Regions from separate parts of the Homo sapiens genome. Here region 1 is linked to region 2. A link is an interaction called in ENCODE POLR2A ChIA-PET data of the cell type or tissue named here. Cell type or tissue: Panc1. All regions are shown on one strand. Links, peaks and the distances in the headings refer to the core of each region. The heading gives the core; the rest is flanking DNA. Region 1 overlaps SPTB (spectrin beta, erythrocytic). Region 2 holds the start of LOC105370534 (a long non-coding RNA gene).

What was found. Peaks named below come from ENCODE experiments on the same cell type or tissue, not always from the same donor. Only the 100,000 strongest peaks of a DNase experiment are listed, where the experiment ranks them.
Region 1: POLR2A ChIA-PET joins it to region 2 with 18 read pairs; 14 of 35 experiments call an interaction of 5 or more read pairs at or near these places.

What each region holds. Positions count from the first base shown.
Region 1 is chr14:64,824,438-64,839,343 of GRCh38, forward strand. The region is part of intron 1 of SPTB (spectrin beta, erythrocytic); the gene reads right to left. Among named protein-coding and RNA genes, the nearest start is that of MIR7855, 46 kb to the left of the region's middle. RefSeq lists an enhancer at 6,942-7,441. In Panc1, for the core only: no CTCF peak of the experiment used is centred there; no DNase peak of the experiment used is centred there.
Region 2 is chr14:64,895,058-64,909,963 of GRCh38, forward strand. LOC105370534 (a long non-coding RNA gene) reads right to left here and starts at 7,071. Exons shown (of 3, transcript XR_943942.3): 1 at 7,015-7,071. It also overlaps the pseudogene RPPH1-2P. In Panc1, for the core only: no CTCF peak of the experiment used is centred there; no DNase peak of the experiment used is centred there.

The sequences.
Region 1 (14,906 bases), core at 7,507-10,006, 70 kb before region 2:
TTCAATGCCCTGGACCCTAGGAAAACTATTAGCTTTCTTCATCTGTACCTGACATTTGGTCCTCTTTCTAGGGATCTTAAGGGACTCCAAGATCAAGTCTGTAAGAGAATAGGGGACCCAGAGCCTTCACAACCAAGAGAGCAAAGCGGGAGGCAGGGAGGCTGTGAGGCAGACCTGTGATGGGGGTTGACAGCCAGTGAGCTGTGAGGGAGACCACTCCCTCTGTGGGTGTGTGCACCCACGGCACACACACAGGCTCATATCTGACACACTGACACACACCAGCACACACATGCACATCCACCAGGCACATGATCACGGAGGCACTGAAGCACATTCACCAGCCCAAGTGTGAGATGGCAGCAGGGCTACAGCCTTATTTTTCAGATACAGACTCACTTCAGACTGCATTTTCCCCAACCTGATGAATCCATCCCACCACATCCTTGTGAGGTAAGATAGGAGCCAGGATTACCCACCCTAATTGCCTTGGGAGAAAAACCAAGGCCTGCTGCAGGAGGAGGCCTCCCCAGGGTCATCCGGTGGAATGACTGCGGCTGGGACCAAAGGCCAAACTGGAGCGCAGTTTATCCCCCTTGACCAGACGGGTTTCAGGAGGGCAGGTGGGGAAAGGACTGGAGCACAGTTTATCCCCCTTGATCGGACAGGTTTCAGGAGGGCAGCTGGGGAAAGGACTGGAGCACAGTTTGTTCCCCTCAATCAGAAGGGTTTCAGGAGGGCAGGTGGGGAAAGGACATGGTGCATGGGGACAGAGGGCATTTCCCAGCCAGGGCTTAGCAAAAGTGTTTGCCACTCAAGAGAAGGGAAGGTGCAAGGTGGGAAAACCAGTCATCATCCCGAACACAGGATGCCCCATGATGCCAGACCTGTGCCCAAGACCACCCTTGTGCCTTTGAACAGCCTGTCCTCTTCTGCAGATGGACTTGCTGCTTCCAGGACTGAGATTTCGCACCCAACTGGCTGGGCAACGATAGCCGGGAAAGATACCCCCCACCCCCGGCCCCACACCTTTCTCTATTTCCCTTAAGGGAAACTACCACTGACTTGGTCTCTGAGCCAGAGAGGGACTGACAGGCTGACCACCTCCTGCAGGGCCACAAGCCTGTCCAGCAGCCCCTGAGAAGGGCTGAGCTGCCAGACGCAGGAGGTGAGGTGAGATCAGACCCTGAGTGCAGGAAGTAACCGGACCCTGGCTCTCCTGATTCGTCCTGGGCTATTTTTAAGAGTGGCTGAGAGAGGCCTGGGCCGTGGGGCTGGAGAGTGAGATTACCTTTGCCATGGCTCCGTAAATAAGTCTGCCCCAGAAAGATGAGCCTGAGCAGGCCGACCAGCAGGCCCAGCGTTCAAGACAAGATTGATGGCCCCGGGTGCAGAAGAGCAGCGGCTCGACAGCAATTCATCCTGCTTAAAAATGCCATCCCTCCTGTGGCCATGGCTCAGAGAAGGCAGCAGCCGGGCAGCAGCTCTGCCAGGAATGGGAAGAGATGTATATGTGTGTCTAAATATACAGCTGGAGGGTTTTTGTTTTTGTTTTTGTTTTGGAAAGAGTCAGGTCCCTGAAAACAAACACCAAGGAAAGATGATTCAGAAATGAAAGTGAGGCCCCTTTCCTTGTGCCCTCTTCCCCTGCCATGCCCACCCCAGGCCCTGCCCAGATGGCATTCCATCAGAGTCAAGGGGGTCATGGGATGGGCCAGTGCATGCAGGAAGGGAAGCTCTCGGAGAATCAGGTGTAAGAGGCAGGAAGGAAATAAATAAGAGAACAGGAAAGCTACAGATAGTTAACAAAAAGCAAACACGAAGATATGCCTGTCCAAAACCAGATTTAACCCATTCTCGGCGTCACCATGTCTCTTTCCATACTGTTACAACGGCCCTTCAAAGGCCTGGCTATAAAGAGATGACCATGACTGAAAAAAACAGCATATGTTGGGGCTCATGGTGGGGACACCTAATTGAATGGGGAGTCATGGAAATGACATTTAAGTTGCTACCTGGGAGGAACTTAGAGATGAGATGATCTGGTCTCATTTTCAAAGATATAAGTCATCTGCACATCTAGAGTGGCCTTCCATGAGTCACGGAGGACCGCAAATACATGGCTAAAATTAGATCTTAAATTGCACTTCAGGCCCATCAGTAAACCCAGGAAAAAAGGCATAAGTACTTCCTTGTCCATTCATTCCCTGGCTTACCCACAAGTCCCCCAAAATTCCTTCTCTGAACCCACCTGACCCTCGTCAAAGTGTAGGTGGGTCTTCTCTGGTCTCCGTGACTCTGTGCCCAGAGAGGTCCACCTGCCCCATCCATCCATCCACCTGCCCGTCTAGCAGCTCTAAATGCACAGTCCAGAGTCATCCTTACCTGCCTTCTGCCACCACCGACCCCAGGCTATATTTTGAGTAGGATGGGACCTGAGAAGGCTTGCCCACAGCTCAGCACTGAAAACCTCATGGGATCACACAGAGGACTCAGCTCACAGAAGGAACATGTACTTATTAATGCATTTCACAATACCACTGATGCAACCCACAGCTCCAACCTTCACATCCGCCTTTGAGGTCCGATGCTAGGCTCAGAGCCTCAACCTCATGTGCTATGTCCAGTTACTCCCTGGGTTGGTTAAGAACTGAGAAAGCAGTGGTAGCAGCTCCTCTCCCAGCCTGCAGGGTGCTGACGGAGCCCAAGCTAGGACCCATGTCAGCCCTCGCCGAAGCCCCGAGCAGAAGAGGCAGCTGTTCTCTTTTCTCCATCCTCTAGTCCCCCAACAAAGTAAACAGCATCCTCTCCTCTTCCCTGGGTCATACAAAAGTGAGAAGCAACAAAGCACAAAGATCTACTTCCGAAGTGGGAAACCGGGGGAATACAGGGCAACGCAGGGCTGAGGAGCAGGCTGTTGAAATAGCAAGGACACTGTCTTTCTTAAACAGTATTGCTCCTTCCACTGTATTGTTATCTTCTCTCTAGCTGTAAGGTTTGACCCCCTCACCTGTTTTCTAGTTTGTCCTGCCCCTTTATGCTACCTCAAACCTGCTTTTAACAATTTGGTATTGTGGCAACCCGGTCAGGAGATTAAATCCTGAAGTTTCTCTGGTAATTTTTCTGTCAATCCATCACCAAAAAAGGAACATCCTTCCTCTCCCTCTGATCATAATCGCATTGCACATTCACAGGTACCTTAAAGAATAGTCAAATACACAAAAACACATGTGCACACACTCACTAGAATGAGAAGCAATAAGACGTGCAGTGCAGAATACTTACTCTAAATCTATCTGCAGCCCTAACCTCCTCCCTACTCTCAAGCTCTAGTCTGGCACCTCCATCTGCCTACCAGACATTTCCACCTAGAAATTACAGCTCAGTCTCAATATGGCTAAGACTGAGCATGGGGCTACCAGGACAGCAGAACCAGGGAGTTTCAGTACCATGGGGTAACGATGTGGCCCAGATAAGCATGCCACCTATGGGTGACCTTTCCAGTCGATGGACACCACCAGCAGTTCCTGGACAAGCCACTTCCCCTCCCCAGAGCACATTCTGCTTTTTCACACTACAGCTCCCATCCCAACCAAGTCTGGCTATTAGTGCATCACTGATGGACTATGGTTTGGGGTGCTTAAAGTCCCAAGATTACTACCCATGGTTGCTACTTAGGGATCTCCATGCATCTGCAATATCCTGGTCATTCTGGTCGACTGCTGTTTGGTGAGGCCTTTACCAGACACTTCTACTCCAGTTTCTGTCACCCGGCAGGGGCTTTACATGCCGCAACTTGTCCACTCTCATCATGGAAAAATCTCCTACCAAGAACTGGCTCCAGTTATGCTGCAGCTGCTGGAATAGGGGTGGGGGTGGATGGGATCATAGCTCCAATAGTTCTTACAGGATTTGGTTGGGGAACAGGTGCTACTCAGCTCTGATGTAGGGACTGGCCCATCAGCCTTCTATCATAACAACAGTATCTATCAGCACTTCACATCCTGCACAGAGGCAAATGTCCACTGGGAACCATTAAAGGAGAGGGGAGAGATGATACTCATATACATATCAGGTTGGTACAAAAGTAATTGTGGGTTTTGCCATTACTTTTAATGGTAAAAACCACAATTACTTTTGTAGCAACCTAATAGTTTTCAAATATTATCCTCTATTGGGATTCTTGGGCTTAATATCTACATTTACAGAAACTTGTGACCCAGTCCTACCTCCTCTTATCTCTCTCAACTCACTTCTTTCAAGATAGCCACTGGCCTCTCTCAGAATAAGTAACATTTTATGGCAGTTGAGTTGAAAAGCTGGATGCCCAATTTCCCTTATTCCATGAGGACTTTTGTAGAATATCTATAGTAACTTCTCACTTCTTTGATGAAAACTGCAGGAGGTAGGTAGAGGTCTCAACATTGTAGTGAGGTCTCAACATTGAAAATAGTCAAGAATAGACTGGAATAATTTATTTGACATCATCACTGAAGTGATATTTATAATGTAATAACTGATTCAGAAAAGATTTTAAAAACCCATCAGATAATGGGTTGATGGGTGAACTTTACAATGGAGGGATCAAGTTTTCAACAACTGAACTCACTGATCAATCTTAGTATCACCAAGAACAGGACAATTAGACACATGTGTCTCCTGACATGGTGCAACATGAAGGACATCATGACCTATGACGTTCTTGCCAAAAAAGTTGAACCTGAATTTATTAATAATTAAGCTTTAGAGCTAATTTCCCATTTATAGGAATTACAGGAAATCAAGATAAATAACAACTTGAGGAAGCAAAGAAACAAACCCAGAATGTAGGGCATTCTGCAGACAACTGACTCAGCTTCTTCAACAAGTTAGAGGCTTTAAAACAGACAAAAAAGAGGCAGAGAGTGAGGACTGCTGTAAATCAAGAGAGACTCAGGAGATGTAATAATCAAATATAATGCACCTTGTTTGGATCTTGAATTTAAAAAACCACATTTTTGAGGCAATCAGGGGTATCTGAATTACAGACTCAATATTGATTGGTACCTAGGAATTAGTCAATTGTGTTAGATGTGATCATGGCATTATGGTTATGTAAGAAAATGAATTTTTGTTTTGCAATGCTCAAAAAGGTAGTGGGGGACAAGACATGATGTCTGGGATTTGCTTAAATGTGCTTCAGCAAAATAAGAAGCAGCTTATTGACTTGGAGTGATCTACTTATGGGGGTTCTTGATTCTATTCTACTTTTATACACGCTTGAAATTTTGTATAATAAAAACTTTGATAAAATTGGCAATTAATAATAAATTAAACTTGTAAAATACAGTCATATGCCTTAGGCACAACTGGAACCTAGAATAAAAGTCAACCCCTTCCCATGGTCCTAAGGCCCTTCCCATTTTCTCCAAGATCATCTCCCCACACCCCCTATAGGTAACCTGCCAGCCTTCTTTCAGTTCTTCAAACTTGAAATGTCCTCCCCAGCTCAGGGGTCTTGTGCATGCCATGCCCTCTGCCCCAGACACTTCCTGGAGCATCTCTGCATGTCTGGCTCCTTCTCATTCCTCAGATCTCTTCTCAGATGTCGCTTCCTTGTGGAAGTCCTCCCTGGTCACCCTCTCTAAGGTAGCTCCCCGCTCTGTTAGCCTCAGTCTTTTTGACACTCTGCTTAACTCTATAGAACTTATCATAATTGTAATTATTCATGTATCTGTCTGTTTCCTCTTTTTTTTTTCTTTTCCTCTCAGTGCCTAGACCACAGGCTCCTTATAGGCATCAGCCATGTCTGCCTTTTTCATTATTGTACTCCAGTGCCTAGTACTGGGCCTGGGACTTAGTAGGTACTCAATAAATATTATCCTGTTCCTACAGACCTGATCTCAAACTCTGGAGTCTTATTATTATTATTATTATTATTATTATTATTATTATTATTATTATTTTATTTTATTTTTTGAGATGGAATTTCACTCTTGTTGCTCATGCTGGAGTGCAGTGGCACGATCTTGGCTCACTGCAACCTCTGCCTTCTGGAGCCTTTTTAAAGCCCTCTATCCCACCATATTCCCTGACCCACGCACTCAGTTATCCCATGTACATGTATTGAGTGTTTATTCAATATTTATTCATCACCAAGGTCAGTCATTAAGCCTCTGAAAGGGTCTTTTGTTCGTCATTTCTTTATGTTTTAAAGCTCTACTTCACTCAGGCCCTCATCTCTTCCCACTTGGTCCATCTCTGTCCGTGCTCAGCCCCTTCACAGTCCCTCCTGCACGGCCCCTCATGCTGACACACCCCTACCCTGTAAGCTTTCAGCAGTACAGTCCAATTCTAAGCCCTGCACCATTTGGTGCTGAGCTCACACTCTCTTTTATGTGAACTCTGCTCTAGTCAGGAGGGTTCACATGGCCCCTGTCCCCACCATGGTGTCATGTGCCTTGACAACTTTATTTATGTCACATCCCATACCCTGATATTTTAGCTACCTCTCCCATCCCCTTAAAATTTAAAACAAATACAATTTTCAAATATTTAGAAACACATGTATAACATGTTCTCAGAATCTGAGTGAGGTTGCCTTTTCCCTCCTATCCAACCCCATAGATCCCCCACTGCTTCTTTTCCCCCTCAAGTGGAGGGGGCAGGCAAGATGGGCTCAGGGAAAGCTGGTGGTGACCCATGCACCAACTCCCCCTCCTCAGTCTCACTTCCTCTCCACCAACCTCACTGCCACTTCCTCCCCACCAACCTCACTGTCACTGCCAAGGGAGGTCAGATCTTTGCATTCCTTCCTGCTGCCCATTCCTCAAATCCTGGGAGAAACATGAATCTCTAGCTTTTTCTCTTTTCCGCCTTCACTTTAACATGCACAAGTCTTTCCTATCTTCAGCAAAACTCCTTCTTACCATCTTCTCTCTCCTTTCTTTCAGAGCCAAAATTATTGACAAAGTTGCCAAGGACATGAACGGGTAATTCATAGTAGTGAAAACCTAAAAAGCTAAAACCCTAAGAAGAGATACTCAAGCCCATGAGTAACCTGAGAAATGCAGATTAAAACAAGGAGACCCCACAGGCAAACATTAGCAAGCTGGGTCATGCTGAATATAGATGCTGATGTGGAAAGGGGCTGCCCTGTGCACTACTGGTGGGAGTGTGGACTGGCCCAGCCATTCTGGCGGGCTGTCTGCCAGGACTCAGGCAGGCTAAGTGTGGCTCTGCTCACACGGGCCTAGAAGGGGACATATGCAAGAATGTTTACTGAGGCATTGATTGTGGTGGCGGGGAGGTGGAAATAACCTGTGCGTCCACCACTGGGGCAGGGACAGGTAAAATGCAGTGAATGAACACGTGGAGGGCACATGGCAATGCTGGAGGATCATAGAAACAGTGCTGAACAAAATACACAGGAAACAGAATGAGATCTATAACATCATTTACATAATTAAAAAATATATGCATGTAAGCCAATACCCATACAAGGACATATGCAAATTAAAGGAAAACTCTTAAACACATAAAAATGGTTGTTTTTAGGTGGAGTGAAGGGAATAGAAAAGGAAAATGGAAATAAAAGGAAATCAATCCATCAACCAACCACAGAGAAGGGCCTTGGCTGGAAAATGATGATGAACTGAGAAGTATGATGACCTCAGCCCTCCTCTCCAGAGATAAACATAGATACAGTGTACTTATCTATATTCATGGTAGCTTCTAGCTTCTTCATCCCATCCTCAAGTCACTCAACTCACTGAAATCTGGCTTCCGCCCTCACTCCATGAAGCTATTCTTGCCAAAAGTCACTGATACCTCCCTTCCTTGTTACTTAAAGCAGGAGATGCTTTTCAGGTCTTATCTTACTTAGCATCATTAGGCTCTGTTGGCCATTCCAAAATTTTCTGAAATCATTTCCTTTGTCTTCCAAGACACGCTCCTTGTTCCCTTCTTAACTTTGTGGCCCTTCCTCCTTTGCCTGCTCTGTGGGCTACTCTTCCTTGGCCTGTCTCTTAAATAGTGATGCTCCCAAGTTATCTCCTGGGCCCCTCCACTTCTTCCTCTGTCTACACACTGTTCCTAGGCTATTTTCTTCACTCCCATGACTTGAATTACCATCTTATGCTAATGACTTTCAAATCTTCTGAACCCATCGTGTCCAACTGCCTTCAGAACATCCACCTAAGAAGGCCCACAAGCCCCTCATGTTCACCCTAACCCCCAGTGGAATCTATCCTCATCCTTTTCCCATTTTTCCTGCCATGCTTCCTATCTGTCAACATCCCAGCGGCCCAAACCAAAACCTCAGATCATGCTCCATGCCCTTCTTCCCTCTCATCACACCAGCCCCTTTGCTATCTCTCCAATCTCTGTTCTTCTCTATCTCCACCGCTCCCCACACTTCTGGCCACTGCCTTCTCAAGTCTAGTGGTTTCTGCTGGTCTTTGTATCTATATTTGCTCTTTGGCCTACTAAACTAGCCCATTTTCTACACTGAGGCCAGACAGGCCATCCTAGAATACAAAGACGACATCACTTACGTACTTTAACAGCTCTTCTCTATCTCAGAAGGAAGTTTAAAACCCATAATAAATCACAGACAAAGCCCTTTGTGATCTAGTCCCTCCCTGATTACTATTTCCATCCAATCCTTCCCCCCAGCTTCTCCAATACTACATCTAGCCATAGGAACTCCATTCAGGTCCCCGGCTCTCTCTGGACATGTTCTTTGCACATGCTGTTTCCTAAGCCCGAAAAATCCTCGCTCCTTTACAGAATAACTTCTTCTCTGTCAGAACTCAGCCCAGCCTCATTTCCTTCAAGAAACCTCCCACCTCTGCTGGGCGCGGTGGCTCACGCCCATAATCCGAGCACTTTGGGAGTCCGAAGCGGGTGGATCACCTGAGGTTGGCAGTTCGAGACCAGGCTGGCCAACATGGTGAAACAGAGGCTCTACTAAAAATACAAAAATTAGCTGGGCATGGTGGCGCACACCTGTAGTCCCAGCTACTCAGGAAGGCAGAGGTGGGAGAATTACTTGAACCTGGGAGGCAGAGGTTGCAGTGAGCCAAGATTGGGCCTTTGTACCCAGCCTGGGTGACAGAGCAAGAGTCCATCTCAAAAAAAAAAAAAAGAAAAGAAACCTCCCACGTCTACCACCATCCCCTGCAGTAGGTGGAGGTGGGGTGTTTCTTTTGTGTTCCCATCACTCTCATGCTCATCTTCATCAATGCACTTGCCATACTGTAGCATCATAATCTAGTTCTCTGTCTCTCCCAGACTGTAAGCTACCTGAGGTCAGGGACCATCCATATTCATTCTTCTTATCCCAACAGCCCAGCATAATGCCAGGTACATGAAATAAGCTAAAGATCGTTTGTTGAATAAATGGATGAGAACTGAGAAATGCAGAGTGCTGCTCCTTAAGAGGATAAAAGCAGTTCCCACCGAGGACACACCATGTGGAGGCCCATTTGGAGGTCAAGGTGGTGAGAAGGTTGGAAGCATAGCATGTTGCAGTAGCACCGTGAATTCATCATCAATGCCCTGACATTGTCCCTGTCACTCCTTCTGCCTCAACCACACATTGTTTTTTGTTTTTTGTTTCTTTTTTAAAACGGAGTCTCACTCTGTCACCCAGGCTGGAGTGCAGTGGCGCTATCTCGGCTCACTGCAACCTCCGCCTTCCAGGTTCAAGTGATTCTCTTGTCTCAGCCTCCCAAGTAGCTGGGACTACAGGTGGATGCCACCATTCCTGGCTAATTTTTCTATTTTTAGTAGAGATGGGGTTTCACCATATTGGTCAGGCTGGTCTCAAACTCCTGACCTCAGATGATCCACCTGCCTCAGCCTCCCAAAGTGCTGGGATTACAGTTGTGAGCCACCGTGCCACGCTCAACCACACATTGTTAACCACCTCTTCCTCTCCTGCTAGACTGTGTGGCAAAAGGGATGGGCAGTGGCAACAGGGCCCAAACTCCTACCAACTCTACAAATCTTTTTTTTTTTTTTTAGACATCGTTTCAATCCTGTTGTCCGGGCTGGAGTGCAGTGGCATGATCTCTACTCACTGCAATCCCTGCCTCCCAGGCTAAAACAGTTCTCCCACCTCAGCCTCCCAAGCGTCTGGGACTATAGGTACATGCCACTACACTTGGCTAATTTTTGTATGTTTTGTAGAGGCGGTGTTTCACCATGTTGGCCAGGCTGGTCTGGAATTCCTGACTTAAGCAATCCACCCACCTTGGTCTCCCAAAGTGCTGGGATTACAGGCATGAGCCACCGTGCCTGGCCCGAATCTCTACAAATCTTGAAATCCTTTAGAACAGCTTTGACTCAACCCATGCCTCAATTTCCTCACCCAAAAAAATTGATAAAAGCAGCAGCTTCACATGCAGAACTCTTCCAGACAGGGAAGCCCTACCTTACTTAGTTGAGAAGTCTTTTATAGTTTCTTTCTCGTGTCACAGAAATGTCAGTCTTAGAATGGTTTCCATCCATACATATTTGCCTCACAAACAAAAAGAGCTATTTTAAAAGTCTAACCTATAAATAATATATAAGTTATGGGTGCCAATTTATTTATTCATCCATGTTAGAGCTTTCAAAAGAATTAAGTGAAAATTCATCTTTTAAAAGTTGCTTGGGCCCACAAGGACTCCTGAGGGAACAGGTGCTGGCTAGAGGTTTTCTCATCCCTGGCCGGCATGCCTAGCCTGACTCAGTGGGGCTGTCCTCTGGGAACATTTGGGAACGTGCCTGCAAGAGGCAGCTTTGGTATTGAGCAAAATTAAGTCCAGCTTCTTCAGGCCCTGTAGAGTCCATTCTCTTTTTTTGAGACAGAGTCTTGCCCTGTCTTCCAGGCTGGAGTTCAGTGGTGCAATCTCTGCTCACTGAAACCTCCGCCTCTTGGGTTCAAACAATTCTGCCTCAGCCTCCTGAGTAGCTGGGATTACAGGCACTCGCCACCTTGTCCGGCTAGTTTTTGTATTTTTAATAGAGACGGGGTTTCACTATGTTGGTCAGGCTGGTCTCGAACTCCTGACCTCAGATGATCTGCCCACCTCGGCCTCCCAAAGTGCTGGGAATACAGGAGTGAGCCACCTCACCCAGCCCAGAGTCAGTTCTTGGTATGCACAATCTCCCAGGTCTGCAGGGAGAGCAGCACTCTACCACTAGAGTCGATTCAGCCCTGTGCTGGGCTCTGCTGACAGGCAGCCACTAGTTACCAGCTCCTGCTGTCGCTCTGCTGCTCAGGAGGGATATTTGGCTCTTTATAGGATTGTGTGGCAGAGCTCAGAGCTAGAAAGGGAATCTGGAACATACTAAGGCCTTTATGTATATTGTTCCATTGAATACCCACCCACACTCACAAACTGTTAGATATTATTGTTATTACTGCCATTATTATTCCCATTCTATCTAAGCAGAAGACCTAAGTTGAAATCCTGTCCTACTTAGCAGTGATGTGTTCTTCTATAGTTCACTTAATGACTCTGTATCTCAGTTTCCCTACCTGTAAAAGGAGGGGAACATCCCGTGCTACTGTGGGAGAGACTGGTGGGGTCTACCAGTATCAATATTCTGCTTTCTGCACACACAGCTTGGAGACATCTTCCAGTTGCCTTTGTGGTTAGGTGAGGCTGTGAGGTCGAATGAGCAGAAATGATGTGCACCACTTCAAGGCCTTAGCCATAAAATCTTCCCCATAATTCTTACTCTTTGCTCTAAATTCCTAGGACCTAGAGGATGGGGCCATAAGGTGGAAGGAACCAAATGTCCTGGATGACTGTTGGGAGCGTAGCCTCCCCCTCTATTTACACTGATTTACTAACCTATGATTTGGGCAAAAAATAAAATTTCATTTTGGAGTTCTTTACTGGAGCAGTTAGGGTGCCCTAATTAATACACTCGCCACCTAACACATAAAGCTGCTGCACAGATTAAATGAAGTTATATGAAAATAATGTATAAACTGTATAGTACCAGATTGCCCCAGGGTATTATTTACAAATAACATGCAGTGTCTCTCGGTACTGAGTTTGTGGGTCTGCTCAATACGCTGTCAAGGCAAAACAAAAAAAAGGGTACGGTCGGTGGGGTTTATTGTCATTTCCCCATTGCCCCTTCTGTGACCCTCTTTCTCCTTTGTCCCTGCCTCAAGCATCCCTGCACTCCTAACCTCCAAGTTGAATGACCCAAGCAGTGCTCCTTCAGACCTAGCGGCCATCCTACTTCGAAACAAACTTGACTTTGACAACCTAATTTCCTTTCGTTGTAAACTCCTTGAAGGGAAGGATGCCATTCTCACCCTGGAGGTCTTAAAAGTGCCTTGCACATGGTAGGTACTCAATTAGTACATGTTAATTGGATGGAACAGATGTAACTATCCACCTTCCTAAGGAGCCAGAGTATCCCTCTCAGGGAACACATCTGAATAAAGGCCTATGGAAATATAATACATTACTCAAAGGAGGTATGTCTTTTGAGAGAGGAAATTTAGGAGCCAAACCAGGCCAATGGGTGAGAAACGGCTGGTCAGACAGGCTATTCAGCACCTTCAAATCATGCAAGAAAGGCAACTGTCTATTGCAGCTACAGAGATAATGAGCTCTGCCCAGAGAATCCCTGAAAGATGCAAACTTCTCAATGTACAACTTGTGCTAAGAGGCAGACCCTTGGCAGGGAGAAGAAGCTGTCCAAGGTTAAAGAAAGTGGTGGGGAGGGTGTCAGAATGAAGCCCAGATTTCCTGTCTCTTGGAGGCTCAGACCTCTTAGTCTCATTGCTGGCCTCTTCATAACCAAGAGATTTGATAAATTTTCCAACCCTATTCTAGCATCTTGTATTTAATTATGGAATCAAGACAAGTACTCACAAGTAGGTTGACACTTTTATCTATTCATGAATTCAACTATTTACTCAACAACAGCACCCTACAGCCTATTACATCCTTACCTATAAATATAAGACAATATGGGCAAGATCTAAAAACATTAAAGAAAGAAACCAAAGATCTAAATAAATAGGGAAATATACCATGCCTAGGGATTGGAAGAATCAATATTGTTAAGATGTCACTTCTCTCTAAACTGATCTATAAATTCAAAGCAATGCCAGTCAAAATCCCAGGAGAACTTTTTTTGAGAAATCAACAAGCTGATTTATTTTATTTTATTTTTACTTTTTTAAGACAGAGTTTTGCTCTTGTTGCCCAGGCTGGAGTGCAGTGGTGCGATCTCAGCTCACTGCAACCTCTGCCTCCCAGGTTCAAGCGATTCTCCTGCCTCAGGCTCCCAAGTAGCAGAATTACAGGTGTCTGTCACCACGCCCGGCTAATTTTTGTATTTTTAGTAGAGACAGAGTTTCACCATGTTGGCCAGGCAGGTCTCAAACTCCTGACCTCTGGATCACCTCTGGTGATCCACCCACCTTGGCCTCCCAAAGTGCTGGGATTACAGGTGTGAGCCACCGCGCGTGGCCAACAAGCTGATTTTTAAAATTTCTATGGAAAGGCAAAGAAAATAGAATAGACAAAGCCATTTTGAAAGAAGAACAAAACTGGAGGACTTACATTACCTGATTTCAAGACTTACCACAAAGCTACAGTCATCAAGATAGAATAGTATGGCAAGAAGATAGACATATATATCAACGGAATAGAGTCCAGAGATAGATTGACATATATGGCCAATTATTTCCAACAGAGGTACAAAAACAACTTGATGGAGAAAGGATAGTCTTTTTAACAAATTCCGCTGGAACAACTGGACATCCATATGCAAAAAAAGTGAACCTTGACCCATACCACATACCATATACAGAAATTAATTCAAAATGGATTATTGATCTAAATATAAAACCTACAGCCATAAAATTTCCAGAAAAAAAATCAGAAGAAAATCTTTGTGGCATTCGGTTAAGCAAAATATTTTAAACACTAAAAGTATAATCCATAAAAGATCAGGTATCATAAAAGAAAGATTTGATCAATTTGACCATCAAAATTAAAAATGTATGAAAATACAAGCCACGGACTAGCTGGAATGTTTGCAAAACATGTATCTGATAAAGTAGTTGTATTCAGAATATATAAAAAACTCAAAACTCATCAATAAGAAAAATCTCAATTTAAAATGAGCAAAAGATTTGTACAGACGCTTTACCAAAAAAAGAAATATAATAGCAAATAAGCACATGAAAGTGTGCTCAAATTCATTCGTCATTAGGAAAATGTAAATTAAAACCACAATTAGACACCACTCTATACCTATCAGAACGGCTTTAAAAAAAAAACAATTCTGCAGTTTCTTATAAAATTAAACATACCATATTTACCATATGACTCAGCAATTGCATTGACAGGTATTACCTGAGAGAAATGAAAACATGTTCACATAAAAGCCTCTATGCAAACATTTAGGGCTGGGTGTGGTGACTCACATCTGTAATCTCAGCACCTGGGAGGCCGACGCAGGTGGATCACCTGAGGTAAGAAGTTTGAGACCAGCCTGACCAAAATGGTGGAACCCCATCTCTACCAAAAATACAAAAATTAGCCTGGGGTAGTGGCGGGTGCCTGTAATCCTAGCTACTGGGGAGGCTGAGGCGGAGAATTGCTTGAACCCGGGAGGCAGAGGTTGCAGTGAGCCGAGATCGCACCATTGCACTCCAGCCTGGGCGACACGAGTGAAACTCTGTCAAAAAATAAAAGCCTCTATGCAAATATTTATAGTGGCTTTATTTATTCTGACTAAAAATTGGAAACAATAGATAAACCGATTGTGGTACACTTACAAAACGGACTACTACTCAGTGGTAAAAAGGCAAGAATTGATATATGCACAACATGAATGTATCACAGATGCATTCTGCTAAGCAAAAGAAGCTGGACTCAACAGGCTGCTCACTGTCT
Region 2 (14,906 bases), core at 6,818-9,317:
GCTGGCCGGGCGGGGGGCTGACCCCCCCCACCTCCCTCCCGGACGGGGCGGCTGGCCGGGCAGAGGGGTCCTCACTTCCCAGTAGGGGCGGCCGGGCAGAGGCGCCCCTCACCTCCCGGACGGGGCGGCTGGCCAGGCAGGGGGCTGATCCCCCCACCTCCCTCCCGGACGGGGCGGCTGGCCGGGCGGGGGGCTGACCCCCCCCACCTCCCTCCCGGACGGGGCGGCTGGCCGGGCAGGGGGCTGACCCCCCCTCCCCCCTCCCGGACGGGGCGGCTGGCCGGGCGGGGGGCTGACCCCCCCACCTCCCTCCCGGATGGGGCGGCTGGCCAGGCGGGGGGCTGACCCCCCCACCTCCCTCCTGGGCGGGGCGGCTGGCCGGGCAGAGGGGCTCCTCACTTCCCAGTAGGGGCGGCCGGGCAGAGGCGCCCCTCACCTCCCGGACGGGGCGGCTGGCCAGGCGGGGGGCTGACCCCCCACCTCCCTCCCGGACTGGGCGGCTGGCCGGGCGGGGGGTTGACCCCCCCACCTCCCTCCTGGACGGGGCGACTGGCCGGGCAGAGGGGCTCCTCACTTCCCAGTAGGGGCGGCCGGGCAGAGGAGCCCCTCACCTCCCGGCCGGGGCGGCTGGCCGACCCCCCCCCCCCGCCTCCCTCCCGGACGGGGCGGCTGGCCGGGCAGAGGGGCTCCTCACTTCCCAGTAGGGGCCGCCGGGCAGAGGAGCCCCTCACCTCCCGGACGGGGCGGCTGGCCGGGCGGGGGGCTGACCCCCCCCACCTCCCTCCCGGACGGGGTGGCTGCCGGGCGGAGACGCTCCTCACTTCCCAGACGGGGTGGTTGCCAGACGGAGGGGCTCCTCACTTCTCAGACGGGGCGGTTGCCAGGCAGAGGGTTTCCTCACTTCTCAGACGGAGCGGCCGGGCAGAGACACTCCTCACCTCCCAGACAGGGTTGCGGCCCAGCAGAGGCGCTCCTCACATCCCAGACAGGGCGGTGGGGCAGAGGTGCTCCCCACATCTCAGACGATGGGCGGCCGGGCAGAGACGCTCCTCACTTCCTAGATGGGATGGCGGCGGGGAAGAGGCGCTTCTCGCTTCCTAGATGGGATGGCGGCCGGGCAGAGACGCTCCTCACTTTCCACACTGGGCAGCCAGGCAGAGGGGCTCCTCATATCCCAGACGATGGGTGGCCAAGCAGAGACGCTCCTCACTTCCCAGATGGGGTGGCGGCCGGGCAGAGGCTGCAATCTCGGCTCTTTGGGAGGCCAAGGCAGGCGGCTGGGAGGTGGTTGTAGCGAGCCGAGATCACGCCACTGCACTCCAGCCTGGGCACCATTGAGCACTGAGTGAACGAGACTCCATCTGCAATCCCAGCACCTCGGGAGGCCGAGGCTGGCGGATCACTCGCGGTTAGGAGCTGGAGACCAGCCCGGCCAACACAGCGAAACCCCATCTCCACCAAAAAAAAACGAAAACCAGTCAGGCGTGGCGGCGCGCGCCTGCAATCGCAGGCACTCGGCAGGCTGAGGCAGGAGAATCAGGCAGGGAGGTTGCAGTGAGCCGAGATGGCAGCAGTACCGTCCAGCTTTGGCTCGGCATGAGAGGGAGAGGGAGACGGGAGAGGGAGAGGGAGACGGGAGAGGGAGAGGGAGACGGGAGAGGGAGAGGGAGACGGGAGAGGGAGAGGGAGACGGGAGAGGGAGAGGGAGACGGGAGAGGGAGAGGGAGACGGGAGAGGGAGAGGGAGACGGGAGAGGGAGAGGGACAAGAATTTTCATAGTGGGAATCTGGATAAAAATCTCCTGTGAAAATAGCAGAGGCCTCCAAAAGAAGGCGTGAAAAGGAAGATGTATGTGGCAGATGGTGAGGTCTTTGTACATCATGTGTGTGATCTCATTATTTTGTTCTTCAATTAAGCTGAAGGCAAGACTGGTAGCAAAGTGGGGACAAGGTAGAGGTTTGGAAGTAGCATCAGGAACTATCCTAAATGATTCTTTGACTGGTTCTGTTGTCTATGAAACAACTACTGGTACTTTAAAAAATTCCTTTGCAAGTAATGAGTTAGGACAAAGTAAAAACATTGCTGTAGAAGTAGTGATTCATAAGAATGGTTCTTACTCTTTCTGGGTAACAAACTCCTGTATGTAATGAAAGCTATGCACCCTCTCTACAGAGAAAAATATACATTTATACACAAATACTTAATTTTATATATAGTTCCATCCTGGTTTAAGAACACTTGATTTATAAAATAATCTTCTGTAAGTAGAGTTATGATTAAAATTATTATTTTAAAAGATTTAGTAAGAGTTTATATTTGTAAATCTTTCAATTGAGCATTCCATAAACTAGATTAAACAGTAAAAACTGCCTGTCTTCTAGCTACCTAAAATGCAACAAATAATGTTTGTATAGCCATATAAGGACATACATGTGTTACATCAAAGAAAAAAAAAAGCATGTGTCTTGATAGGAAAGGATAAGAACATCTTGAGAAATGGTAAGCAATGGCAGAGTTATTTAAGGGCAACCCACAACCTCTTTTCAATATAGTCAGGAAATTTTAGAAAAATTATTGAATGCCCCATGTGCAAGGCGGAGATCGGAGATGAGGACCATATGGTCTTTGTCCTCAGGCTGCATTCACTCTAGTGGGGTGGAGATAGGAGAAGGAAACAAATGATTCTAATATAAGGCAGCATTTGTTAAATGCCATATAAAAATTACAAAGCAAATTCTGGGGAGAGGGTTCAGACAGCAAGATCACACTTAACAGGAAATGAAAAATGAAGGCCAGGCATGGCGGCTTATGCCTGTAATCCCACTACTTTGGGAGGCTGAGGCAGAAGGATTGCTTGAGTCCAGAAGTTTGAGGCAACATATTGAAACCCTGTCTCTAAGAAACAGCAACAACAAAAAATTAGCCAGGCATGGTGGTGCATGCCTGTAGTCCCGGCTACTCAGGGGGCTGAGGTGGGAGGATCACTTAAGGCTGGAAGGTTGAGGCTGCAGTGAGCCAGGTTCATGCTACTGCATTGCAGCCTGAGTGACTGTCTCAAAAAAAAGAGACCCTGTCTCAAAAAACAAGCAAAAATGACCCTCACACCTTCTTTTTCCCGCTTTTGTGTGTAAATTACTTGTTGTTTTTTAATAGGAAAATGTCATATGGCCACTCCAAATAGAAGGACTAGGTGACACATTTTTATGCCTGTAAATCAGTTTATATATATGGAAAGTATAGAAATTAAGACAGAAGAGGTGAACCACGGCCACATTGTGGCTGGCTTTAACAGTCAGGTAGAGGAACCTGTGCCTAATTCAGTTGACAATGGTAATTCGTTGAAGGCTTTTATCAAGGCACAGATAGGATCAGTACTGTGCTTTAGGAAAATTAAGCTAGCAGCAGTATGTAGGATGGCTAGAGTGAAGAGAGATAGGAGACAGACTATTATAGTCATCAAGGGGAGAAGTAACCGGGGCCTGAACGATGGTGGCTGGGAAAGTGGAAAGCATGAGGATGTCAGGCTGGGGAATCTGTAGGCCACTGAAGGTTTTTAAACTGGGGAGTGCACTGGGGGCTTTAGAAAACTCTCGAAAAAAAACAAACAGGCTGGGTGCAGTGGCTTATCATGTCTGTAATCCCAGCACTTTGGGAGGCTAAGCCAGGAGGATTGTTTAATCCCGGAGTTTGAGGCTGCAGTGAGCTATGATGACACCACTGCACTCCAGACTGGGTGATAGAGCAAGACCCTGTCTCTAAAAACAAGCAAACAAAAAACAAGCAAGCAAAAAATCTTCTTCAGTATTTTAGAGATATCCTCTTCTAACCTAAATTTCTGCCTGAATAGAAAAGGGCCCCAGCTACATGAAGGAGATTAAGTCCATTTTAATCTTTTGATAAGTAACTATTGAATCCTTTATCAGATCTTGTCCTATCTGTATTTTCTTCTTCCCTTGATGTAGTAAACTTCTTGCATAGAATTCAGAGGAAAAAGGTACTGCGAGCAATTTGAAAAATCAGAATTTATTCTAAGCAAATAAAGGGCTATCTATAGTCCAACATGTAACATAAACTCCTTATCATATATATTTTTAAAAATCCTTCCTTGGCCAAGAGTAGTGGCTCACACTTGTAATCCCAGCACTTTGGAAGGCTGAGGCAGGAGGATCACTTGAACCCAGGAGTTTAAGACCAGCCTGAGCAACATGGCAAGACTGTCTCTAAAAAAATTTTTTTTAATTAGCTGGGCATGGTGGCACACACCTGTAGTCCCAGCTACATGGGAGGCTGAGGTTAGAGGATCGCTGGGGCCCAGGAGGTTGAGGCTGCAGTGAGCCTTGGTGGTGCCACTGCACTCCAGCCTGGGTGACAGAGCAAGACCCAGTCTCAGGAAAAGGAAAAAAAATTCTTTCTTAGTAGTGGCTATTCCTTGAACTTTCATCCCATTTTTCTCTTCTTTTACTGCCAAATTTCTCACAAAATCAGCCTTCATTCATTATCTACCTTGACTTGCCACCTACTCATCCCTCACCCTTAAAACATGGAGCACATCTATAAAACCACAATAAAATCATACCCTCTAAAGTCCACAGCGTCATCCTCACCACCAAAAACTATTAATTTTCTCAATTTTCATCTTCTTTGACCTCCTTCCGGCATTTGGCCCTGTAGACCAACCTCTCCAGCTTGAAATGTTCTTTTCCTTTTGCCGTCTTGACGTACCACACTGTCTTTTTACTTCCACCTCTGGGATCTCTTCTGCTATGTTTCCAACCTATATTCCTATCTACTCTACCAATAAAATTGCAACCCAAGTGATAATCTTGGGCTGTCTGCCACTTATGATCTTGAAGGAAAACACTTTTTCATTCAATTATTCAATGCTCCACAGAATTCCTAAATCCACATCTCTAGTCATGATCTCCTGTCTCAGCTGCAACTTAATATTTCCTACTGGATATTTCCAAATGGATGTCTGAAACTCATCTTGTCTAGAACAGAGCTTATCTTTCCCCTCAAAGTTAAGTCCTCCCTCCTCTCAACTTCTCCACATTCATCAATGATACCATCATTTTCTCAGTGACTCAGGTTTGAAATCTTGAGTCCTTCTTGACTGTTCCCTCTTCTTGCATTGTTGGCCAGTTACCAAACTCTTATCAATCCTGCCTTTGCAAATTCTCTCAAGTCTCTTTTCCTTTCCCTTTCCCACTGCCACTACTGTAGCTCAGACTCATCATTTCTCTCCTATGCATTCCCAATAGTTTTGAAACTAGTTCTTCTCCTTCGTCTTCCTTTTCCTTTTAATACATTCAACAGTTTCATTGGGAATATTATTCTTTTAAAAATATATTGTTGTAGGTATCATTTCCTTATTCAAAACTCTTCAGTTAGATTCCTATCACCTATAGGATGAAAGTTACATATCTTAACCTGGCATTTAATATCCTCCACTATCTGCTTCTTACTTCTTTTTATTCTTTAAAAAAATTTTTTTAATTGAGATGGGGACTTGCTCTGTCACCCAGGCTGGAATGCAGTAGCGTGATCTTAGCTCACTGCAGCCTCAACCTCTTGGGGTCAAGTGATCCTTCTGCCTCAGCCTCCCAAGTAGCTGGGACTACAGGCATGCACCACCACAACCAGCTAATACTTATTTCTATTCTTACCTCACACAAATCCTTTACACAAATTCTCTTCTCCAGCTAATTTTCCAATTGCTCCCAAATATGACATACCCTTAGAGCTGACACTTGCACATTCCAGAGGACACTATTCACAGAGAATATAATGTGAACAGTGTCCCCTGGAGTAGTGCAGTGACTGTACTTTATTCCCATGTTCCTTTTGGTGCCTTTGTTCTTTTTTTTTTTTTTTTTTTTTTTGAGATGGTGTCTCACTCTGTTGCCCAGGCTGGAGTGCAGTGGCGCGATCTCAGCTCACCGCAACCTCTGCCTCCTGGGTTCAAGTGATTCTCCTGCCTCAGCCTCCTGAGTAGCTGGCTAATTTTTTTTTTTTTTTTTTTTTTTTTTGGTAGAGATGGGATTTCACTATGTTGGCTAGGCTGGTCTTAAACTCCTCACCTCAGGTGATCTGCCCGCCTCAGCCTCCCAAAGTGCTGAGATTACAAGCATAAGCCACCACGCCTGGCTGGTGCTTTTGTTCTTGGTCTTCTTCGTATAGACTACTTGCCCCTTGCCTCTGCCCTAACTCTTCCTTCAAGGCCCAGCTCAAGTTCTACGAGTTCCATGAACTCACCACCCACTGCCCCAGCCATTGATAATCACCCCCTCCTCTTGATTCCTAGATTAGTGGTCTGTACGTATGGTGACCATATAATTTATCATCCAGATTGTATATTTGCTTGTTAAAAGGGTCACAATTACTCTGAAACCACAGGTATGAACTGGGACTGTCCAGGACAAGCTGGGCCATATGGTCAACCTACTTATATATTACCCTTTGGCACTTGGTATGTGTTATCTGGTAGTTTTTATTTGTTTGTTAAAATGTATGTATGTATTTAAATGCATATATCTAATCTCCTCAAGATAGTAAATCATCCGAGTATAAATTATGTATTCTCTCTGTGTGTTCTCCTGGTGCCTGGCCAGCGTCTTACACATAATATACACTAAAAGTTGTTTGTTCATCATGATGATGTCTTTACTCTGTTGTTTAGGAATGAAACATGGGTTAGGAATAAACCTTCAAATCAGAAAATTCACTACCCAATTTTCCTTCTGGCAAAAAGACAAAAACCTCTATGTCCCCAGAAACAGATAGTGACATCAAAAAATGTCCTCAAGATTTTGCTGAGGACTGGATTGAGGCCTCTGGCACAAGGCTCTGCCCTGTTGCCTTGTTGCTGAATAATGTCATTCGTCTGTATCTTGACGCATCCTCTTTGCATTGCTTTGTCACACAGCAGAAAGATAACAGCCCCAACCAGAGGACTTACAGAAATCAAATCAAAATAAAATTATTTCTAAGGAAATGCTGTGGTGGTTAACTTACCTGAAACCAAATGCTTGGAAGTCTTGACTTGCTTGACTTATTTTGCTTAATTAACACCTGGCCCCAGTTCAGCATTATCCCTGCTCAACCACCAGGAACTAAAGAAAGAGAAGGAAGAAGATCTAAAAACCAAAAGAAAGACAGCAGTCATGAGAGCGAACGCTCTGAAAATGAACTAGAACACAAACTAAAAAACGAAAGACATGTGGGTAAGAGATAATTAGGACAGAATCATCTCTCAGGAGTAAACACTTAACAAAATAATGCAACAAAAGAGTAGCAGGTCAGAATCACATGGGCGTGTGAGTCGATGTTGAAAAGCCCCAGAAGGGAACACCATTTTGTTCAAACTACTGACAGCTTGGGCCTTTTTAAAATTCCTCCTACCAAATAGGTGATGATAGTAGCATTCATTGATTTGTACATGGATGATATAAGGATGTTTCCCTTTGACTACTCCTCTAAAATTTGGTTCTCAGAGAGAGATTTCACCTGTAAATGTCTGGTCTAGCATTTTTGCTTGTATCTGCGAGAGTCTCCGAGCCCCTCATAACATCAGTAGTCTTAATACGCACAATAATCTGTCTAGAGATTCTCTAAATATTCTCAAGTTTGATAAAGAGCTTCTTAGAGTCTGAGCAACGTAATGAGAACTTGTCTCTACTAAAAACAACAACAACAACAACAACAACAACAATTAGCCAGGCAAAGTGGTGTGCACCTGTAATCCTAGCTACTCAGGAGGCTAAGGCTGGAGGATGGCTTGAGCCCGGGAGGCAGAAGTTGCAGTGTGCCGAGATCACGCCACTGCACTCCAGTTTGGGCAACAGTGAGGGAACATCACACACACACACACACACACACACACACACACACACACATACGGCTCATTAGAAAAGATAAAAGATGGCCAGGTGCGGTGGCTCACATCTGTAATCCTAGCACTTTAGGAGACTGAGGCGGGCGAATCACCTGAGGTCAGGAGTTCGAGACCAGCCTGGCCAACATGGCAAAACCCTGTCTCTACTAAAAATACAAAAATTAGCTGGGCGTGGTGGCCCACATCTATAATCCCAGCTACTTGGGAGGCTGAGGCAGGAGAATTGCTTGAACCTGGGAGGCAGAGGTTGCAATAAGCCGAGATCATGCCACTGCACTCCAGCCTGAGCAAAAGAGTGAAACTCCATCTCAAAAAAAAAAAAAAAAAAAAAAAGATAAAAGATGACTCTTAACACTTCCTTCTACTTATGATCTTTTAATACCTGGACTTCTCTGGAATTATTGGATATATTGACCTCTTGGAGTTCCCAGTTCTTCCTTTGGTTCTTTTTAACTTGAATGAAGTCATCACTTGCCTTGGAAGATTGAAGTCAGGAATAGGCAACTTAAATAGTAGATGTGCCACGAAAGTGTATTTTCTATCTCATTTGTCCTATCATTCCGCTTCCTTTTCCCTTTATCTCTCATTCCCTTCTTTCTACTTGTGATTTTCTTTCACCCTTTCCCTCTACTCCCAATCTTTCCTTGAGTATAGTTAGAGCCCTTGGTGGCAGGTAGGGTCGAACAGTGTTGATTTAAGCATTGATCTTAGATGCAAAGGAGTATATTAAGTGACTTCTTAAGACTTTTCTTAACTCTGGGATTCGGTTGCAGTTAATTACCATCCCTTGATTACTAGCCACTTGTTCTTACATCTTTATTAGGTCCATTGGAATCATCTTCATCATAGCTAACATTTATGGAATACTTAATACATATGTCAGACCGTGTGTAATGTGGATTCTCTCCTTTAATTCTCACAGCAACTCCATGAAGAAGGTGCATTCCCATTTTGCAAATGAGGGAAAGGGAACAGAGAAGTTAGTACCTTTCCCACAGTGTTTCATCACGGCTAATAAGTCACAGAGCCGGGCTGCGAGTCCACATTTGTATGTCTCCATACCACCACTTTGGTAGAAAATGTGATCCTGGTATATGGTAGGAAGAAGCTTGAGCAATTTAAAATCCATTATACAACCTTCATAAGCGCTGGGCCGAGGCATAACTATGAAGCCAATATCCCCTGACTAAAGGGTCAAAACTTTATCCTCTTCATGAAAGGATGTGACATTACTTAGATCAATGCAACCTCCCCTATGTACCACCCCTTACAAACTTGTTTCTCAGCATTTCTGCACTTTTGCACATGTTGGTCCTTGTGTCGGGGGAACACCCTGCCCAACATTCCCTAATGTCTAAGCTTAAAGAGTCTGCGGAGGGATCAACACTTCTGGAAAATCATTGCTGAGACTGTGTCCTCTCCTCTCTCTGACCTCTCCCAGGCTGCCCTTTATCTGGGCCCCAGGAGCATCCCGAAGAGCAGTTATTACACTGTATTGTGATCACTGGTTTTTCTTGCCTTGCCCCCTGACTGTGAAAGGTGGGCATGAGGCAGATACCCCAAACATTATATGAGTGAAATTGAATTCCTGAGCTTTAATATCATCATATTACTTCTTCCAGGTATATTTACATTTTGAGCACCATTCTGAATTTTGAAATGAAATGCTCTCTGATGTAGACACCTTGCCTGTGAAGGGTCACTACCTTCCTTCAGCCCAAGTTGACAAAAACCAGTATGTATGTATGTATGTATGTATGTATGTATGTATGTATGTATGTATTTAGAGGCAAGGTCTCTGTTTTCCAGGCTGGAGTGCAATGGTGCAATCAAAGCTCGCTGCAGTATCGACCTCCAAGGCTCAAGTGATCCTCCCACCTCAGCCTCCCAAGTAGCTGGGATTACAGGCACACGCCCCCACACCCACCGCCCAGTTAATTTTTGTATTTTTTGTAAAGACGGAGTCTTGCCATGTTGCCCAGGCTAGTCCTGAACTTCTGAGCTCAAGTGATCCTCCTGCCTTGGCCTCCCAAAATGCTGGGATTACAGGCATGAGCCATCACACCCAGCTGGATCCAATTATTTATAAAAGAGATACATAAAATAGTGTATAGAACCAATTGAAGGCCGGGTGTGATGGCTCACACCTGTAATCCCAACACTTTGGGAGGCTGAGGCAGGTGGATCACCTGAGGTCAGGAGTTCAAGACCAGCCTGACCACCATGGTGAAACCCCATCTCTACTAAATGTAAAAAATTAGACCGGTGTGGTGGCACATGCCTGTAATCCTAGCTACTTGGGAGGCTGAGGCAGGAGAATCGCTTGAACCTGGGAAGCAGAGGTTGCAGTGAGCCGAGATTGCGCCATTGGACTCCAGCCTGAGCAACAAGAGTGAAACTCCGTCTCAAAAAAAAAAAAAAAAAAGAACCAATTGAAGTCAGGAGGCTGTTGCTAAACTTCCAGGAATGAAGTAACAAACTGCTAAGTTTATAGGTCATTTCCTAGAGAACAAGGAGGTGTTAAATTGGATGATATTAGGGCATGTCCTTCTTGTTGAGTCATCCATGTCTTAGGCAGAATCTTTCCTCTGGTGGGCACAGAATGAAGACATGATTTAGCAATTAATTTATTGGTAATTTATTAGAACAAAAGGTATTATTCTCTAACCAAAACTCTCCTAATTTTTGTTTGTTTGTTTTCTTTCTCAAATTTCAAAACCATTGAAAGCAAAGACCTGGAGTGAACAGAGCAAAATCCAGATGAGACAGGTGGAATGGTAACTGCCTTTGGCTATGGAATTTGGAGTAAGGTGGTGGGAAGGGTGAAACTGTGTGTTCAGCTTTTGTAATCAATCAAAAAACACTTACTGAGCACTTATGTGTCAGGTATAATGCTAAATCCTGGGAAACAAGCATGATTCTCAAGTTTGCAGTCAAGAGCTGACTGCGCATACTATAATAGGGGAATTAATAAACTGTTATTGTAGGTACTTGGAAAGGGATACTAATAGGCAATCTTTATGGAGGAGGTGATGTTTGAGCCATGTCTGAGAACCTGAATATGAATTCAATAAGGAGACAAAGGGCTATTCTGGGCAGAAGGAGCAGCACACAAAAAGCTAGAAAGAGGACTTTGGTGTGGTGAGGGCCATGAGGAATTGGTGAGGTTAGAAACAGGAAATGTGGGATGACAGCAGGAAGGGAGGTAGGGAGCAGCAGGACACGGGGCTACAGAAGTAGACTGGGCCAACTTTTAAAAAGTCGTGGGTGCTGTAGGAAGGAATTTGGTCTTTATCCTGAGGGCAATAGGGAATCATGGAGCTTTTAAAGCAGTGACATACTGAGATTTATGATAATTGTTACGTTCTTGGCGCTGTCTACTGTAGTTGCTTAATAATATACCTCAGTTCTCTCAAACCTTGCTATGCACTTTCTTATTAGTTCTTTTTTTTTTGAGACGGAGCCTCGCTGTCTCGCCCAGGCTGGAGCAATGGCACAATGTCGGCTCACTGCAACTTCCACCTACCAGGTTCAAGTGATTCTCCTGCCTCAGCCTCCTGAGTAGCTGGGATTACAGGCACACGCCACCATGCCCTGCTAATTTTTTGTATTTTTAGTAGAGATAGGGTTTCACCATATTGGCCAGGCTGGTCTCGATCTCCTGACCTCAAGTGATCTGTTAGCCTTGGCCTCTCAAAGCGCTGGGATTACAGGCATGAGCCACCACTCCCAGCCCTCTCATTAGTTCTCAAAGAGGATATTGTAAAGAGAAAAAAGTACAAAGAACTAGAAGGGTTGGGAATCTGTGATTAGGTAGAAACCAAAGTAGCACTTACAAGGAAGGCTCCCTTTCTCTTTGTGCCTTGAGGTAACTTTCCAAATCCACTTCCTGGAGGAGCCTGGCCTTTCTCCTTCTCCATCTCCCGTGGTTTCCCTCCCTAACACGACCCTTTTACCACGGCATCCTCTCCAACACAACATGCTCACTCAGTTTTTCCAGTTACACACAAATCACCTTGTACAAATTTGTTAAAGTACACAGTCTCATATTATCCACTTCAGCAGACACACATTCACACATCGGGCAGTTTGAGTTATTGCCAGTCCTCTTCCTTAATTTATTATCCTCCCTTCTACCACCTCAGGCTTAAGGCCAGAGTTACTTTTCTTAAAACCCTTAAGTCATATGTAGAAACACATATACCGAAAACATTTGTGTATCATTTTATAAAGCAAGCCAATGAGGTAGGTATATTTATTATTGTCATTATTTTACAGATGAGAAAATTGAAGACCAGCCAATAAGCAACTTGTTTAGGGTCCTTGAATTATTAAGTTACAATGAGGACTAAAATCTAATGTTTTAACTGTAAATCACCATGTTATTTTCCAAATATTCCTTGCAGCTTCTATATACCCCTTCTCTATTCCAAGTCAAAACTACTCTTTTCAACACTACCCAAGTTTTTTGATTTCTATGGATTTTGTGCCTGGGTTACCTTGAAGTAAACCCTCCATCTGCTAGCCATTCTCCAGGACAAAACAGAAGTCTCTTGACTTCCCTTTCCTCACTTCCCCGGTTTCTCTAAAAATTCCAAACTCCTTTACCTCTCAGAGTCCATATAGGTGAAAGAGAATAAAAGTCTGCTCTAAGTCTTACTATGTCCTTGAGGCACACATTGCGGGGGAAAAAACCCACAATAAAATATCTGAAACCCAATTGCATTTTGATTATTAAATTCCTTCTGGCTAGTTGTGGTGACTCATGCCTGTAATCCCAACACTGTGGGAGGCTGAGGCAGGAGGGTTGCTTGAGCCCAGGAGTTCGAGACCAGCCTGGACAACACAGTGAGACTCATCTCTATATACATACATACATACATAAAATATTAAAAAATCCACCCCAATCCATGCAAGATTTGAGAGAGAATATTTCCCCAGAAGCTACCATTTAAGAGATTTCGACATACCTGGTGAAAACTTTATATGGAAATGATAATCTGTATTTGAAAAAAAGTGAGGAGAGCAAAAAAAACAGAATCAGAGGGAAATAATGGCTATTCCCTTGCTTTTAAGTGTTATATGTTTGAAAAAATGGATATGTTATTTGTAAATTTATGTTTAGTAACTAGCGGTAAACTTGAAATACTAGAATACATTATAAGTCTTAATCCTAGGTAGTCTTAAGAAAATGAATCTCTTTTAACTATCATCTTTTGAACCTATATTCACATTGGTTTTTAAGATTTTTATTTATTTATTTATTTATTTATTTTGAGACCGAAGTCTCGCACTGTCGCCCAGGCTGGAGTGCAGTGGCGTGATCTCCGCTCACTCCAGGGTCGGCCTCCCGGGTTCACGCCATTCTCCTGCCTCAGCCTCTTGAGTAGCTGGGACTACAGGCGCTCGCCACCACGCCCGGCTAAGTTTTTTTTTTTTTTTTTTTTTTAGTAGAGATGGGGTTTCACCGTGTTAGCCAGGATGGTCTCAATCTCATGACCTCGTGATCCACCCACCTTGGCGCTTCCCAAAGTGCTGGGATTACAGGCGTGAGCCACTGCACCCTGCTGGTTTTTAAGATATTTTAAGTTACATTTTTTCCTCTTTGTTTTTCAGAGCTACTTCTTATTTGGGGGCTACTTTTTAATACTGAGGTGTAATTCACAAGGGGCTGCATTTTTTGATAAGGCTTCTTATAAATATTGCTGAATGTTTTGCTCTAATCTTCTAAGCAGGGCCATTTTATTTTTTGGAGTCACTTCTAAAGTCATGTGTTCATTAACTTTGGAGACTGCTTTGGATATGAGTGCTGATACAAATTAAAACCCAAGTAGACCTCATTGTTTGTCACTCTACGAATGTTGACAACGGAAGGAACACCTTGCCCATAGTATACTGACTTCTGGACTGAAAAGCAAACGAAACAATTCCATTTTCTTTTTTGCATACATCAGAAAAACAACTACTGTGTCCAGTTCCCTGATTGACCTCAGCAGATGAAGTGAACAGATAGTGTTAATTCAGATTGGAGAAATTATATGAATCTTGGTGTGTGTAGATTTATAATCTACAGGCAATATTACCTAAATCAGATATTTACAGTTTCACATGTGTATATAGGCTCCTTCACACCCATTTCCATATCCATTGGTAACTGAACTTTCTAAATTGGCATTGAAGCATTACAATTTTTTTTTGCACCAATTTTATAAACTTAAGCAGTGCAATGCCTGTTTTTTTTCTAAGACAAACCAAAGGTAATTTTCTCAAGTTTCTGCTGCCTTCTTTAGCAGAATTTGATGGAGGGTCTTTTATACATTTGTAATAGATAAAAAATAAACCAGACTGCAAATCATTTTTAAAATCCTAAACCACGTACCAAGTTTCTTATTCAAATTGTACAGGGTAAGTTTAAACTTAAATTGCATTCTATTAGCCAATATGACTGTACTTCTGTAAGCATAGTTATGTTGAAATAAAGTTTTAAAAAGCAAAAAATAAATAAATGTGCTTGAAAGGCTTGAGTTTATCATCTGAATAGGGGAAGTAGCCTGAAGTTGGGCAGGAGAACCCTAAAGGGAAGAAAGTCTAACTCTCCCATTGAGCTAAGAAAAAAACCTGCTGACCCTGAACTTCTAGGAGTGCTTTTGTACCTGTCCTCAGCCAGGCTCACCTGTATTCACTGGGTTAACCCAGAAATGCTGCTAATTCATTCATATCAGGCAGGTGACATCAGGTGATGACAACCACAGACTCTTATTTCACACTTTCCCTGAAACAATGGAAAGAATGACCTATACCTTCACCAAGCAGATGAGCTTCCTCTACTCCATCTGTGAAATGGGTCTGAGGATACTACCATAAAGGCTGGGGCACTTATTTGCTCCTTTCAACAAAAGATGAAAATAATAGATATGATCAGCATTGTGTCATCACTTCAGACTCTTGGCTTAAGACAGCATAAGACAAAAGAAAAAATAGAAAGAAGGTGTTAAAAGGAGAGTCAAACTGC